Linked DNA regions of Homo sapiens: region 1 is linked to region 2. The links are chromatin contacts, found by Hi-C or POLR2A ChIA-PET in ENCODE. All regions are on one chromosome and are shown on one strand. Each heading gives the region's core, a stretch centred on a gene start or an enhancer-like site at or near the end of the contact. The rest is flanking DNA. Distances are from core to core; before and after follow the strand shown.

Evidence for each region. Hi-C counts contacts between places; a loop is a spot of excess contacts on that map. ChIA-PET counts read pairs that join two places held with the same protein, here RNA polymerase II (POLR2A). Pooled maps may share reads with other maps.
Region 1: a map of endothelial cell of hepatic sinusoid shows a loop between it and region 2 (5-fold over the local background). The contact joins two enhancer-like sites. A Hi-C loop is called at or near these places in 1 of 168 maps with a recorded cell type or tissue (endothelial cell of hepatic sinusoid), 1 of 37 single-sample maps with no recorded cell type and 6 of 50 pooled maps. POLR2A ChIA-PET finds 5 or more read pairs at or near these places in 6 of 52 experiments (H1, HCT116, MCF 10A and 2 more).

What each region holds. Positions count from the first base shown.
Region 1 is chr16:68,717,887-68,723,777 of GRCh38, forward strand. It overlaps a transcript of CDH3 not described here. Among named protein-coding and RNA genes, the nearest start is that of CDH1, 16 kb to the right of the region's middle. RefSeq lists enhancers at 2,339-2,468, 5,711-5,855 and a cis regulatory region at 5,783. Within about 2 kb of position 3,717, at least 3 of the 41 ENCODE cell types and tissues checked have a DNase peak (open chromatin) inside an H3K27ac peak, as active enhancers do.
Region 2 is chr16:68,666,079-68,671,988 of GRCh38, forward strand. The region is part of intron 2 of CDH3 (cadherin 3); the gene reads left to right. Among named protein-coding and RNA genes, the nearest start is that of CDH3-AS1, 23 kb to the left of the region's middle. Within about 2 kb of position 2,138, at least 3 of the 41 ENCODE cell types and tissues checked have a DNase peak (open chromatin) inside an H3K27ac peak, as active enhancers do.

The DNA of each region.
Region 1 (5,891 bases), core at 2,467-4,966, 53 kb after region 2:
GCAGCACCAGGCCTTCACTATATGAGCTGCCCAGTCTTGGACTTCCCAGACTCCAGAATCATGAGCTAAATAAACTTTTTCTTTTTCCTTTTCTTTTCTTTTTTTCTTTTTGAGACAGAGTCTCATTCTGTTGCCCAGGCTGGAGTTGCCCAGGCTGGAGTTGCCCAGACTGGAGTGCAGTGGCACAATCATGGCTCACTGCAATCTCTGCCCCCAGGTTCAAGTGATCCTCCTACCTCAGCCTCCTGGGTAGCTAGGACTACAGGCACGTGCCACTCTGGCTAGTTTTTGTATTTTTTCTAGAGATAGATTTTGCCATGTTGCCCAGGCTGATCTCAAACTTCTGAGCTCAAGTGATCCTCCCACCTCAGCCTCCCAAAGTGCTGGGATTACAGGTGTGAGCCACCGAACTGGCTAAACTTTTTTTGTGTGTTAAATTACCCAGTGTCAGGAATTCTGTTATAGCAACGTAAAACAGACTAAGACAGCCACTTTGAAAAACAGTTTGGCTGGCTGGGTGTGGTGGCTCATGCCTATAATCCCAGCACTTTGGGAGGCCGAGGCGGGTGGATCATCTGAGGTCAGGAGTTCAAAACCAGCCTGGCCAAGATGTCAAAAACCCATCTCTACTAAAAATACAAAAAAATTAGCCAGGTGTGGTGGCGCATGCCTGTAACCCCAGCTACTCGGGAGGCTGAGACAACAAAATCGCTTGAACCCGGGAGGTGGAGGTTGCAGTGAGCCGAGATTGCTCCACTGCACTCCATCCTGGGCAACAGAATGAGACTCTGTCTCAAAAAAATAAAAATAAAAAAGGAAAACAGTTTGGCAATCTCTTAGAAAGCATAAACATATGCTAACCATATGATTTAGTAACTCTGCTCCTAGGTATTTACCCAAGAAGAATGAAAACATATGTCCACACAAAGACGCATACATGTTCCTAGAAGCTTTATTTATAATAGCCCCAAAGAGGAAATAGCCCAAGTGCTCATTAACTGGTAAATGGATACAACAATTAATTGTGGTGTAGCTATACAATAATGGAAGACTATTAAGAAAAAAAACGGGGCCGGGCGCGGTGGCTCCCTCACGCCTGTAATCCCAGCACTTTGGGAGGCCAAGGCAGGTGGATCACCTGAGGTCAGCAGTTCAAGACCAGCCTAGCCAACATGGTGAAACCCCGTCTCTACTAAAAATACAAAATTAGCTGGGCGTGGTGGTGCACGCCTGTAATCCCAGCTACTTGGGAGGCTGAGACAGGGAGAATTGCTTGAACCCAGGAGGTGGAGGTTGCAGTGAGTGGAGATTGTGCCATTGCACTCCAGCCTGGGCAAAAAAGAGTGAGACTCCGTCTCAAAAAAAAAGAAAAAAAAAAAAGATAAAAAACGAACTATGAACTACAGACATACACAACAATATGCTCAAAAGCATTTTGCTAAGTGAAAGAAACATATACAACAGGCCACATACTGTATGATTCCATTTATATGACAATCTAGAAAAAGCAAAACTCTGGGGACAGAAAAGGGCCCAGTGGTTGTCGGGGACCAGGAATGAGGGGTGTGGTCATCTACAAGGGCACAGGGGGATTTTTTGGCATGATGGAACTGTTCTTTTTTTTTTTTTTTTTTTTTTTGAGAGGGAGTCTCGCTCTGTCACCCAGGCTGGAGTGCAGTGGCGCCATCTTGGCTCACTGCAACCTCTGCCTCCCGGGTTCAAGCAAAATTCTCCTGCCTCAGCCTCCCAAGTAGCTGGGACCTCAGGCACACACCAGCTAATTTTTGTATTTTTATTAGAGACGGGGTTTCACCATATTGGCCAGGCTGATCTCAAACTCCTGACCTCGTGATCCGCCCATCTTGGCCTCCCAAAGTGCTGGGATTGCAGGCGTGAGCCACCACACCCAGAGATGGAACTGTACTACATCTTGATTATAGTGGTGGATATACAACTGCTTGTGTCTGTCAAAACTCACAGAACTTGGCCAGATGCAGTGGCTCATGCATGTAATCCCAACACTTTGGGAGGCTGAGGAGGGAGGATCCCTTGAGCCTAGGAGTTCAAGACCAGCCTGGGCAACATAGTGAAACCTCTTCTCTACAAAAAATGAACAAAATTAGCCAGGCATGGTGGCATGCCCACCTGTGGTCCCAGCTACTTGGGAGGCTGAGGTGGGAGGATCTCTTGAGCCCAGGAGGTCGAGGCTGCAGTAAGCCATGATCACACCACTGCATACCAGCTTGGGTGCCAGAGTGAAACCCTGTCTCAAGAAAAAACTCCAAACCAAACCAAAACAAAAAACCTCACAGAACTGAATCCCAAAAAGTGTGAATTTTACCATATGCAAACTAATTTTTTTTAACATGAGGGGAGGCTAAAAAAAAAAAAGAGAAAGAAAGAGAGCGTGAGATCTGTGAAATTCTGGGTAGCAAGGGAATTCCCCATGCATACCCTGAATCAGATCTTTGCAGAACCTCTTAAAATCTAAAGTTTGTCAAGCCCAGCCTGACAGCTGTGTCTGGGACTTGCTGGTGACCTTGGGCAAGTACCTTTGCCTCCCAGAAACATAGTTTCTTAGCCCAGAAAGGGAAGAGAGAGCTCTAAACATCTCTAACAAGGCACAGACATCTATTGAGCACTGAGTCACTGCCAGGCTACCCATACATGTGTTTTTTCACATCAGAAGGGTAGGGCAAGACAATAGTGTTTTAAATGTTCTTTATTAAGTCTTTTTTTTTTTTTTTGAGATGGAGTCTCGCTCTGTTGCCCAGGCCGGAATGCAGTGGCACGATCTCAGTTCACTGCAACATCTGCCTCCCAGGCTCAAGCGATTCTCCTGCCTCAGCCTCCCAAGCCCGAGTAGCTGGGATTACAGGAGCCTGCCACCACGCCGACTAATTTTTGTATTATTAGTAGAGATGGGTTTTACCATGTTAGCCAGGCTGGTCTCGAACTCTTGACCTCAAGTGATCCACCCTCCTCGGCCTCCCAAAGTGCTGGGATTACAGGCATGAGCCACCATGTCAGGCCTTTATTGAGCATTTAGATGTATTAAGCACTTTGCAGGTATTAGTTCATTTCATCCTTATACCACTCCTAGATGGTAGGAACTAGCACTACCTCTATTTTACTAATTGACAAGAACCTAGGTGCGCAGAGGTTTCATAAATTGTCAAGGTCAACATAGCCCAGTATCCCCAGTATTTGATCCAGCCCTCTCATTTCAGGGCCCATGCTCCTAATCATCATACTAAATCATGTGACATTCCTGGAGACAAGCTGTGTGACATCCTCTCAGCATCTCAGTGTTCCTGGACCTTACCCTTTATGCAGTTTAGTCTTTTTTTTTTTTTTTTTTTTGAGATGGAGTCTCGCTGTTGTCGGCCTGGGCTGGAGTGCAGTAGCACGATCTCGGCTCACTGCAACCTCTGCCTCCCAGTTTCCAGCAATTCTCCTGCCTCAGCCTCCCGAGTTGCTGAGATTACAGGTGTCTGCCACCAGGTCTGGCTAATTTTTGTATTTTTAGTAGAGACGGGGTTTCACCATATTGGCCAGGCTGGTCTCGAACTCCTAACCTCAGATGATCAACCCGCCTTGGCCTCCCAAAGTGCTGGGATTAAAGGCATGAGCCACCGCACCCGGCCACAGTTCAGTCTTTTAACTGCGGGTACTCAGCAGTTAGGGATTACAGGTGTGAGCCACTATGCCCAGCCCCTTCCCTGCTCTTGGGTCTAACCTCCTGCCTCTCCCTTCTTGGCTAGACTAAGCTCTTCTCCCTTCTGGGCCTTTGCCCAGGTGGTGACTTCTGCCAGAAACACTGGTTAACTCAGCTTAAATGTCACTTTGCTCCCCATCATATTTCTGAAACTCCGTCTCAAAACAAAATAATAATACATAATTGTTAAGATCATCCTTGTTGGCCAGGCGTGGTGGCTCACGCCTGTAATTCTAGCACTTTGGGAGGCTGAGGCGGGCAGATCACTTGACGTCAGGAGTTCGAGACCAGCCTGGCCAACATGGTGAAACCCTATCTCTACTAAAAATACAAAAGTTAGCTGGGTGTGTGGCGGGTGCCTGTAACTCCAGCTACTCAGGAGACTGAGGCAGGAGAATTGCTTGAACCTGGGAGGCAGAAGTTGCAGTGAGCCGAGATGGCACTACTGCACTCCAACCTGGGTGATAAGCAAGACTACCAACAACAACAACATCAACAACAACAAAAGGATTATCCTTGCTTATTGCTCTGGGTTGTAAATCCTTGGGTTGTAAATCCCTGGCTCCCTTGTCTGTTTATTCCATCAGATCAAAAGCTTCTTCAGGATAGGGAGGGGCCCCTGTCACCAGCCAAGCATTTGTGCATGCTAGGTGCCAGTGAGTGTTTATTGAATGAATGAATGAATGAATGAACGAGTGAGTGAGTGAGTTAATGTGGCCTGAAAAGTTGGACAGTTACTCTGGAGAATTATAGATGCCTCGTCCTGTATCTGGACTCTGGAATTTTCTAGGCCTCATTGGAACCCTTGTCCTTTGCCCAGGTTTTATTGCTCTGCAGGTCTCCACCCTGGCAGGAAGCTCTTGCCACCGGCTACAGTCTGGATCCAGCCTGGCCAGTTCCACCTTTCCCACCTACAACACCTGGCAAGACCAAGACACAGCCCTTCCACAAATACATGAGTACATGAGCACGTGGGGTGGACAAGCCATCCAATCAGTCCTCACTGACTCTGGTAAGGGAACAAACTTCTCCCAGTTTACCTGGGATTTTCATGGTTTTAGCACTGAAAGTCTTACACCCCCAGAGACCCAGGATCCCAGACAAATAGGGGCAGTTGGTAGCACCGGGTTTGTTGGGTCATCTTTGTGGACAGTGGAGGGAGTGGGACCTTCAACACAGATTTATTTATTTATTTATTTTTTGAGACGGGTTTCGCTCTTGTTGCTCAGGCTGGAGTGGAATGGAATGGCGTGATCTCGGCTCACTGCAATCTCTGCCTCCCAGGTTCCAGGGATTCTCCTGCCTCAGCTCCCTGAGTAGCTGGGATTACAGGCACCCACCACCAGGCCCGGCTAATTTTTGTATTTTTAGTAGAGACACGGTTTCACCACGTTGGCCCAGCTGGCTTTGAAATCCTGACCTCAGGTGATCCGCTGCCTCTATTACTTTTTTTTTTTTTTATCTTTTAGAGATAATATTTGACATATAAAGAGAATAAATGTATCACATATATAAATTATAAAGTATAATAATATAGCGAATAATTATGAACTCACCACTCAGCCCAATTCTCCTTCTCCAGAGAAGTACTTGTTAGAAGATGAGGAATTTAATGTCCTTCTCAAGCTTCCTGGCTTCCCTCTCAAGCAATTCCCAATTTTTAATAGTTATATATTATTCATAACATTTACATTTTGTTCTATAGCTATAATTAAATCTTCTGTACTTTGTCTGGAGGTTGAGTCTAAATACTGAAAAGCAATAAACAGCATCATGATTCCGTAAACACCCCTTGCTTGAGAACTCCTGGTCCCCAAAAGGAAAAAATGGGATCCTGTGCAGTGCCAGTTTTCAATCTCAAGAAGCTCAATATCATGGTTCTTAGAGGCAGAAGAGATCTCAAGCCTCCTTCTAGCTAACTGAGTCATTTTACAGAAGATAAATTGAGAGTTAGAGAAGGAAATAAATTTTGCTTCAAGTCATAAGACTCGTCAATTCCTTACACTATGTTCTGGCCTCCTCCTGGGATTTCGTAAATAAATGAGGCCAGACACGGTGGCTCACGCCTGTAATCTCAGCACTTTGGGAGGCCAAGGTGGGTGGATCACTTGAGTTTGAGACCAGCCTGGCCAACATAGCAAAACCCTGTCTCTACTGAAAATACAAAAATTAG
Region 2 (5,910 bases), core at 888-3,387:
TATCTGATCTGAGGCAGAGGGCCCGAGTCTGAATGATTTCACCACTCACTCTCCAGGCTTGCCTCCCCAGTATCCCAGCTTCCTCTTCTGCTTGGCTGGGTCAGAGAAGGGCTGCAAGCTGAGGCCCTCACACACCCCGTCAGCCCTATCTGTGAGAAGATCCAGGTCCAGGGGGCCTGTGTATAGATGGGTGCCATCCGCCAGGTGTAACTGCACTCCACCTGGGTTCTGTTGCCCTCCAAGAGCTGCTCTGCTTACAGCTCTGGGGAAAAAGGCCTGGACACCCAATAGGTGCACCCAGGGCTCTGGCAGGCCCTTGCAGAGCTGCCCCAAGCTTGCTAGGCAAGGGCAATGGGCCTCCCAGCATGCCCAGGGGTGGGTCCCAAGTGAATCCAGGAGCCCCAAGGCCTCTTGGGATCCCAGCATGTGCAGCCTCTTCCCCCCACCCCACTTTGCTGCCCTATGACCTCTCCCGTGGGTCTCCTCAAAACGGGTCTGGCTCACTGGCCACCATCTTGGTTTTCTTGTGCGTGGAAAATACTTGGTGACGGAGAGAGGCAGACCACAGCCTTGGCACCAGGGCTCAGCCCCTCTCTCTCTCTTCTTTTTGGTACAAGAATAAAACTATAAATATTTTATATAATAATTGTCAGCCTTATGCTATAAATGGCTTTATGACCTGCTTTTTTCCCCCCTCTGCAAAATACTTTTTCCTGGGTAGGTTTTCTTTTATAGTATTTAAGGCTGTAGATTAGGCATTTGGGTGACTGTGGCACAGCATAATTAACTGTTCTGTTGAGAGTTAGGTTGTTGAGACCTTTTTTTGCTTTTTTTCCCTATTAAGCAAGTCACGAACATCCTGGCAGGTATGGTTTTGTCACATCTGGGATGGTATCTTGGCACAATTCCTGGGTCAATGGGCTTGTTTAAGGCATTTTAATTTGCCAGAAAGGTTGTGCCAGTTAATATTCCCCCACCCCTAGCAATATATAGCAGCACCCGGTTCCCAACTGTGACACAGCACTTGCCCTTTTAATTTGTATTTCTTAGTTGGTGAACTTTTTTCTATATGTAGTTTTACTTAGGAAAAATGCCAGAATCTTTCTTCAAGTCACTTCCACCTACTTTTCCCCGGTGCCCTCTTATCCCAATCCCTTAACAGAAGGTAGTGATAGCTATAAGGACAAATTTGTTTGTTTTGTGAGCTAGGTATGTCCCTAAAGCAAGCTAGAATAGAAATTTCCTAGGCAATCTCTTCCCCCAACTCCCCAGGCTGCCTTTTGGCCACAATATGTTTAAGATGATGTTTTCCTTTTCCTCTAGTCAAAATACCCAGAGATCAGTAGGGAAATTGGTGGAGAGTGATCACTTGATGGACATTTTGTCTACGGAAAGATGGGTGGTTTTATTTTGCCAGAACATCCAGTAATGTTGGACATCAGGACCAGATAGCACCTCCAGGAAGAGACAAGCTCCTGACCTTCAAGGGTATTCCCTTGGGAGTATGGAGGTGTCTAGGCAAATTCCAACCTAAAAGCAGGCCTGGAACATAAGAGGAATGAGTTCTTAGCCCAGCATCCATCAATTCTTATAAGTCTATTTAAAAAGCTTTCTTTTCCCAATAGCTCTAGTACCCCAGGGACCAAACTCTTCTTGCCCAAGTTTTATTAGTGGCGCCAGTTCAGGACCCGAGGCCAGGCTTGGCAGGATGATCTTTAGAGAGGAGCTTTGAACATAGGCCAGAGACTCCTGGTTTCCATTGGATGTCTTCTATCGAGTGCAGATACATAGAGCTCTGGCTTTTTTGTTGTTAATTTCTCTTTTTATTTATTTTTACCTATAATGTGTCCTATGATATTAATTGTTAATTTCTCTAGAAGCAGCCTCAGGTTACTGATTCCCTTTTTCCCTTCCCCGACAGTATTTTAGGGAATGTACATTTAGGCTCAGTGCTAAAAGCTGTCCATTTATATTGGTAGAGCAGGCACCTCTTCATCAGGTTCATTGACCTTGTAATTCAGAATCCTTGTGGGAGAAACTGAGGCTAATGCGGTCAAATGACTGTCTGAAGCCCTGGATGGGTGTGGAAGAAAGAGCTATGTTTAGGCTTTCATTTTCCAGCCTTAAATTCTGAACTATTGCCCCATGTGCTCATCATCAAGTTGCCCCAGAAAGAGTTTGATGCAAGCCCATTCATGCCCCCGTGATTTGGCCAAGATGTGTGGCCTTGTGGAACCATGCTGCAGTTAGGAACAGGAGTCAGTTTACTTCGCTGACTATTAAAAGATGGGGTAAAGGAGGGATGAGTGATGATGAGACCTGGTTTCGTATCAGTTTCATTATGAAACTAGTGATACAAGCCAGTGGTGCCAGGAAGCATCTGGGAGGAAATTGTAATGATCTGCCCCAGGGCTTACCATTTACTATGTCTTGACTCATAGCTTGCAGAGAAGACTACTCATGTTCCTACATGTGCCTAGCAAGTTTCCCTAGAAAGGCCAGCTTTTTCATGAAATCTCCGTCTTCTGCTTCCTCTGGTAAACCACAGAGGACCCCTACAAAACAGCCCTCTCCAAATGCAGACTGAGCCAGTTCCCTATTGTGCCCTCTGGTCCCATGTGTCACCATCTTTGATCAGCTTCATCCGTTGAGTAAAGCATACAGCTGTAGCTAACTTCTTCCCACTTTGAGAGAGAATTTTTCGATGGTATACATAGAAAGAGGCCAGGATGTGGATGTCAGAAGCCTAGGTTAATTGTAAGTAGTCTAAGGTACCTTTTTATTGAGAGCTTACCTTACTTACTCTGGGCCAGGCACAGTATTCAGTGCTGTTTGAACACTATCCCATTTAATCTTCCTAATAACCTGATGAGGTAGGTATTGTTTCATTTTCCAGATGAGGAAACTGAGCTTCTATATAATCATACAATTTGCCCAATCATGTGATAGATAAGTGACATTATAGGGATTGGAATCCAAGTCTTCTGGACTCCAAATTTCGTATTCTTCATTATTTCCCTGCCTTCAGGATTTGAAACCTGATCTTGCTGCTTCCTGGGGCAGTTCAACCCCTGGCAGCCTCTTGTTTCCTGAGTTGTCAGATTGGGAGAAGTAATACCACATTGCAGGTTATTTTGTGAGGATTTGGGTAGGAAAACACTTAGCTGGGTATCCTGAGCAGAGTGGGTGTTTGAAGCTTATTCCTATCAGTCTGGACCATTGCCCCTTGGTTGTGCTCTGTACCCAACTCAAAGCAGTTTAGAGCTGATGGGGCCAGCTCCTCAGATGTATCTGGAATATGCACCCTGAGTGGGAGGCACATACACCTATAATACATGACCGTTGGCTTCCCCTTGATTATTGACACTGTCCCTTCTACAAATAGATGCACAGCCCAGATACTGTGCTACAAATATGTGGAACCATGTAACAGTGGAAATATGCCAGAAGACAGGGTAGTAGAGTGAGTTGTACACTCTAGTGGGAAGCAGATTTTGTAGACAGCGGGAAGAGGATTTCTAGCTCCTGGTGGGGTGGCGGGGGGGGTGGGCGGTAGCAGCTCTCAGAGTTTTGGGGATTAAGTCTTCTGAGTAGTAGGGGAGTCAATCCATTAGCCTCCTTCTGGGTTACCTGGTGGGAGAGGATTGGAGTCATTGAGTCTCTCCTTAAAGGAAATAATTGACAGAATTGTCTGGTTAGCCCTTTACTGGCTAAAGATCTTCCCTTAGGAAGAGGGCTGTTTTAGGATTGAGAAAAGTGGCCAGGCACAGTGGCTCATGCCTGTAATCCCAGCACCCTGGGAGGCCAAGGTGGGAGGGTCACTTGTGCCCAGGAGTTCTAGACCAGCCTGGGAAACAGCAAGACCCTGTATCTACCAAAAAAATAAAAGTGACCTTTAGTCACTCACTTTGGGAGGCCAAGGTGGGTGGATCACTTGAGTTTGAGACCAGCCTGACCAACATAGTGAAACCCTGTCTCTACTAAAAATACAAAAAATTAGCCGGGCCTGGTGGCGGGCGCCTGTAGTCCCAGCTACTCGGGAGGCTGAGGCAGGAGAATGACGTGAACCTAGAAGGCGGAGCTTGCAGTGAGCCGAGATTGCGCCACTGCACTCCAGCCTGGGCAACAGAGCAAGACTCTGTCTCAAAAAAAAAAAAAAAAAAAAAGAACATCATTAGTACTTAAGTAGTTCTTGAATGAATGCTGCATTGACGAACCTGGCTTTAGAACCTGACCACCCTGGGTTCTCATTCTAATTCCAAGCTGTTCGACCTTTGGCTAGTCATCTCACCGCCACCACCCCTCACCCCCAGCCCTAGTTTCCTCATGTGGTAAATGGTGGGTAATGGTCTGTAAGGTTCTGGGGGTCTACACATTCCCGGTTGGGGTTTATTTTTCTTGAAATGGTTTTGCTCTGTCTCCAGCTGGGGTGCAGTGGCAAGAGCATGGATCCCTGTAACCTCGACCTCCTGGGCTCAAGGTATCTTCCCACCTCAGTTACCTAAGCAGCTGGGACTACATCATGGTTTGGAGTTTCAACTTGTACGTTACTCATGATGGTTCTGTGAAGTGTAATATCCATCTTCCAAATGAGAAAGCATAAATACCTAATAAGTTAATTCAAGTTCTACATCAGCAGTGATATTTCCAATTAATGGATTCTTGAGGGACTTTCACAGGGTCTTCAGCCCAGCTTTAAATAATACTGAATCAGCCTGGCACAGTGGCTCATGCCTGTAATCCCAGCACTTTGGGAGGCCAAAGCGGGTGGATCGCTTGAGGCCAGGAGTTCGAGACCACCCTGGCCAACATGGTGAAACCCTGTCTCTACTAAGAATACAAAAATTAGCTGGGCGTGGTGGTGCACTCCTGTAGTCCCAGCTACTCAAGAGGCTGAGGCAAGAGAATCGCTTGAGCCCGGGAGGTGGAGGTTGCAGTAAGCTGAGATTACACCACTGCACTCCAGCCTGAGTAACAGAGCGAGACTGTGTCTCAAAAAAACAAAAACAAAAAAGTAGTACATAAATATTATCTATTAATAGTAATTTAGAAGGGGAGGGATTTTAGATTGATGTACTTTTTTTTTTTTTTTTTAAGAGACAGGGTCTAGCTATATTGGCCAGGCTGGACTCAAACTCCTGGGCTCAAGCAATCTGCCCACCTCAGCCTCCCAAGTAGCTGGTACTACAGGTGCCTGCCACCATGCCCAGCTGAGATTTGATGCCCACTTGCTAGGTTTGCCATAACAAAGTGCCAGGTACTGGGGTGGCTTAAATAACAGAAATTTATTTTCTTATAGTTCTGGCTTGTAGATGGACAACTTCTCCCTGTGGCTTCACATAGTCTTCCCTCTGTAACTACCTGTGTCCAAACCAAACTTCTTCCTCTTCTAAAGATACCAGTCATGCTGGATTAGGGCCTAGCCTAATGAGTTCATTTTACCTTTTTTTTTTTTTTTTTTTGAGATGGATCTTGCTCTGTTGTCCAGGCTGGAGTGAGGTGGTGCGATCTCGGCTTACTGCAACCTCTGTCTCCTGGGTTCAAGCGATTCTCCTGCCTCAGCCTCCCGGGTAGCTGGGACTACAGGCGCAGGCCACCATGCCCAGCTAATTTCTGTATTTTTAGTAGAGACGGGATTTTACTATGTTGGCCAGGCTGATCTCAAACTCCTGACCTCAGGTGATCCGCCCATCTTGCCCTCCGAAAGTCCTGGGATTACAGGCGTGAGATACCATGCCTGGCTGACTTCATTTTACCTTAATTACCTCTTTAAGGTCCCTGTCTTCACATTTAATGGCCATTTTAGGTACCAGTGGTTAGGACTTCAACATAAGAATTTTGGAGGGACACAACTCGTGTTAAGGGAAAACTTGGACCTGCAGAAAAATTGAGAAAATAAGTTGCCAACAG